2 separate regions of the Homo sapiens genome follow, and region 1 is linked to region 2. The links are chromatin loops, found by intact Hi-C in ENCODE. Cell type or tissue: HCT116. All regions are shown on one strand.

Region 1 (2,500 bases), 120 kb after region 2:
TGACATCAGTACAATAGGACCAGTGTCCTTATAAGAAAAGGAAGAGATGCCAGGGGTACACATGCACAGGACAACTATGTGAGGATGCAGGAAGAAGGTGGCCATCTGCAAGCCAAGGAGAGAGGCCTCAGGAAAAACCAACCCTGCTGGCACCTTGACCTTGGACTTCCAGCTTCCAGAACTTTGAGAAAATAAATTTCTGTTGTTTAAGCCACCCAGTGTGTGGTATTTTGTTATGGCAGCCCCAGCAAGCTAATACAGTAAGATAAGAATTATAAGGATTGGCCAAGCGTTGTGGTTCGCACCTGTAATCCCAGCACTTTGGCAAGCTGAGATCAGAGGATTGCTTGAGGCCAGGAGTTCGAGACCAGCCTGAGCAATATAGTGAGACTCCCTTGTCTTTACAAAAAAATTAGCCAGATGTGGTGACATGTGGCATGCACCTGTAGTCCCAGCTACTCAGGAGGCTGAGTCAGGAGGATTGCTTGAGCCCAGGACTTCAAGGCTGCAGTGAGCTATGATTGTGCCACTGAACTCCAGCCTGGATGACAGAGCAAGATCCTATCTTTAAAAAAAAGAAAAAGTATAAGAACTTACTTCCAGGGATTGTTGTGAGAGTTAATTAACAGATATGCAAAGCACATGGCATAGTGCCCAGCACCTAGTAAGTGATCACTAATAGTCACTAATGTTATTATCATTACTGATGAGCAGGCTGAGCTCAAAGCAGAAGGAACTTGCCAAGGCCACAGAGCCAGGAAATAGGAGAACTAGGTCTCAAACTCGGTTCTATCTGATGCCAGGGACACTGTTCTGCTCTGCTACCTTCCTTCCTTCTTCCCTACCTGTAATAGGAGACCCCTAATCCCTATTTGGAGCAGATAGATGGCACACAGTGGGAAGAGCACCAACCCACTGCCACCTTCCAAGTCTGTCTCTTCCCAGTAAGGAATCTTAGCACATGGATTCCAGGTATTATTCTGGGCCTAGATAAAAAAACTAAATGTCCTATCATGGAAGTCTCTTAAGGAGCACCAGAAGACAGGAATGGAAACATTCACTGGCTTAAACACCTGGTTCCTTGGCATTCCCAGAGATGAAGCTAATGTCCTATTGATGCAGGACAGGTGAGCCCCAAAACTGGGGCTTAGCCCAGGAGGGTTCTTGGCTTCACCCAGGAAAGAATTCAAGGGCTAGCCAGTGGTGTTAGATAGCGACTTTTATTGAAGCAGCAGTGTACAGCAGCAGCAGAGGTCCTGCTCCTTGCAGAAGAGGGCTACCTCACAGGCAGTATGCCCAGAGTAGCAACTCAAGGGCAGTTCTGCATTCATGTTTATGCCCATTTTTAATTATATGCAAATTAAGGGGCAGATTATGCAGAAATTTTTAGAAAAAGAGGGGTAACTTCTGGGTTGTTGGGTCATTGCCTTAGAAAGGGGTGGTAACTTCCAGGTGTTGCCGTGGCAATGGCACAGGTGGGCGTGTCTTATGGAAAGGTGCTTTTGCCTCTTCCCTGTTTCAGCTATCCTTCAATCTGGTCCAGAGTCGGAGTCTGCCTCCAGCAACCAGTCCCACTTCCTACCTCACTACTGACTCCAGAGAGTGCCCGAACCTCTGGCTGTCTCATCTTGGCCAGTCAAGTTAGACACAACCACGCCTGTTTCTGTCAGGAATGCTTGAGTCCACCACATAACCAATTCCACTGCAAAAGCTGGGGTTGATTTCTGGCCAGGAGCCCCCAAAGATGTCTTATCCTCAGTTAACCTAAACACACTGTTTGGGCAACTCATACACAAAAATACTACCAAGAGAAACGAGGCATCTGACGAAACCAGATTACTTCTTTATTTTTTTTTTATTTTTTATTTTTTGGAAATGGATTCTTACTCTGTCACCAGGTTTGGATTGCAGTGGTGTGATCTCGGCTCACCACAACCTCCACCTCCCAGGTTAAAGCAATCCTCCCACCTCAGCCTCCCGAGTAGCTGGAATTACAGGCATGCACCACCATGCCTGATTAATTTTTGTATTTTTAGTAGAGACAGGATTTCACCATGTTGGCCAGGCTGGTCTCTAACTCCTGATCTCAAGTGATCCTCCCACCTCATCCTCCCAAAGTGCTGGGATTACAGGTGTGACCCACCACACCCAGCCAAAACCAGACTGCTTCTCGCCATCACATAAGGCCATTCCTGAGAAGGAAATAAGGAGCCCGTCCTCAAATGCCACATAGCCTCTCCTCTCTGAGGGGGGGAACATTAGCACCTCCCAGGAAATCAAGCTTTAGACTAACACAATTCAGCAGGACAGCCAATATGATCGTTGGAGCTGAAGAACTTTTCATCTGATGTGCCTCAATAATCAAGAAAGTCATTGGGTGCAGACAGGAATTCCGTCCCCACCCTGCCATGAAGAATCTCGGCCTCCATTTTTTTAACTGGCAAAGACAAATTGTATATATTTATGATGTACACCATGATGTTCTTAAATATGTATACAT
Region 2 (2,500 bases):
TCAGAAATGCATTTATCTCAGTGAGCAGAGGGGTGATTTTGAATAGAACGGGAGGCAGGTTTGCCCTGAGCAATTCCCCAGCTTGACTTTTCCCTTTAGCTGAGTGATTTTGGGGCCCCAAGATATTTTCCTTTCACATTTCCTCCCTTTTCTTTTTAAAAATATTTTAGACAAAGCATTTTAGAAGAAAATGAGTCTCTAGTCTCAGGTTTCATCTGATTTCTCTTGGCTAGGATGGTTTATTACTATAGGGGTAAGTCCGGAGTTATTAGGAAAGCTCATTTTTAGAAGGTTGTAAAGTCTCATGTCCTGTGAAGAGAAAATAGGGGGAGGAAGGGAGAACACAACAAACAAAAGAACAATCCTGGAAAATCAAGATACAGGCCAGAGTATTCCGAAGTTCACACATCAGCAGATAGGTATGAAAGTGGCTTACGTCTGTAAATATGTAATTATTTTTTTCTGAGGTTTAAGTTGTCTAGCTCCAGTTTGCAGGGCTTTATAAAAGCACAACTTAGTTTTCAGTGATTCCAAATTAGGGAAAATGGGGGGAAAAGAAGGAAAAAATTTAAAATATTATTTTGGAGACTTGTAGCCAAGAAAAATTAGAATTCAGTCCAAACTATAGAAAATAATAAAAATTGAAAAACATTAGGCAAGACTAGAATGCAACAACAGGTGTACTATAGTTTTTGAAGCATAATCTTTCTCCAGTTTCCCATTTTTACTAAAGATGAATCATGGTAAGGGAGGAGACCACCCCTCATATTGTCTTATGCCTAATTTCTGCCTCCAAAGAAAGAAGATGTAAAAACTAAAAGGCAGAAATGAAATCCACAAGCAGGTAGCCTGGTGCCACACCCTGGGCCTGGTAGTTAAAGATCGACTCCTGACCTAATAGGTTATTTGCATAAAAAAGGCACTGTGAAGATCCCTGTCCTATTCTGTTCTGTTCTAATTACTGGTGTATGCAACCCCCAGTCATGTACCCCCTGCTTGCTCAATCCATCACGACCCTCTCACATGGACCCCCTTAGAGTTGTGAGCCCTTAAAAGGGACAAGAATCGCTCACTCGGGGAGCTCAGCTCTTGAGACAGGGGTCTTGCCCATGCTCCCGGCCGAATAAACCCCTTCCTTCTTTAACTCGGTGTCTGAGGGGTTTTTGTCTGCAGCTCTTCCTGCTACAATGGTATGACTGGTTTGCTTTATCATACTTGGCCTAATTTTTTGCATACAGTGCAGCAAGAATCTTCAACTAGTAAATGAAGTGAGTATTGCAAAGACAGCACCCCACCCTCATGGTGACATTTAGTCTTAGGCCAAAGTCAACATCTTATACAGTAGGAGTGGAGAGTGTCAACTCATGAATAATCTGGTTAAGAGGTTAAGGGTTTGTAAGAAAGATAGTTGGCATTTACAAAATATTTCATCCAACAAAAACAGGAAACACATTCTTCTCAAACTCACACAGAACATTCACCAAGACATATTATGTTCTGGGCTAGAAAACACACTTTAACAAATTTCAACAGAGATATGTTATGCAAAGCATGCCCTTTACTACAATGGAATTAAAAAAGAAACCCACAAAAGAAAGATAGCTGGAAAATTCCAAAATATATGGAGATTAAAGAACACACCTCTAAATAACACATGGGGCAAGGAAGAAGTCTCAAGAGAAATTTTAAAATATTTTGGGCCAGGCTCAGTGGCTTACGCCTATAATCCTAGCACTTTGGGAGGCTGAGGCAGATGGATCGCTTGAGCCCAGGAGTTCGAGACCAGACTGGGCCACATGCAGAAACCCCATCTCTACAAAAAATACAAAAATTAGCCAGGCATGGTGGCATGTACCTGTAGTCCCAGCTACTTGGGAGGCTGAGGTGGGAGGATCACCTGAGCCCAGGAGGTCAAGGCTGCAGTGAGCTAAGATTGTGCCACTGCACCCCAGCCTGGGCAACAGAGTGAGACCCTGTCTCAACAAAATAAATAAATATATTTTGAATTAAATTAAAATGAAAAAACAGCCTATCAAAAAGTGTGGGATGTAGTGAAAGTAGTGTTTAGAGGGAAAGTTATAGCATTGAATGCATATATTAGGAGAAGAAAGATCTAACTCAGAGAGGGATGAACAGGTGAGGCATAGGGGATTTTAAGGTAGTGAAACTCTTGCAGGGCAGGGGAGCCCCAAAACTGGGACACCGTCCGGGAAGGCTCTTGGCTTCGTCCAGGAAGGAATTCAAGGGTGAGCTAGAGGAGGAAGAAAAAGGTTTATTGAGGCAGCAGGGTTACAGTTCTGTGACTGTCCCTGCAGAGCAGGGCCACCCCATAGGCAGTGCCTGGAGAGCAGCAGCTCAGGGCACTTCTATAGTCACATTCATACCCACTTTTAAATACGTGCAAATTAAGGGCAGGTTATTCAGAAATTTCTAGAAGAAGGGTGGTAACTGGGTCATTGCCAGGGAATGAGTAAACTGTTCATGGTGCTGGTGCTCATGC

The links. Peaks named below come from ENCODE experiments on the same cell type or tissue, not always from the same donor. Only the 100,000 strongest peaks of a DNase experiment are listed, where the experiment ranks them.
Region 1: it touches region 2 in a loop (24-fold over the local background); 49 of 110 quality-filtered maps call a loop at or near these places.

Annotation. Positions count from the first base shown.
Region 1 is chr12:113,025,189-113,027,688 of GRCh38, forward strand. No RefSeq gene overlaps it. Among named protein-coding and RNA genes, the nearest start is that of DTX1, 30 kb to the right of the region's middle. In HCT116, no CTCF peak of the experiment used is centred here; no DNase peak of the experiment used is centred here.
Region 2 is chr12:112,903,401-112,905,900 of GRCh38, forward strand. No RefSeq gene overlaps it. Among named protein-coding and RNA genes, the nearest start is that of OAS1, 2.3 kb to the right of the region's middle. In HCT116, no CTCF peak of the experiment used is centred here; no DNase peak of the experiment used is centred here.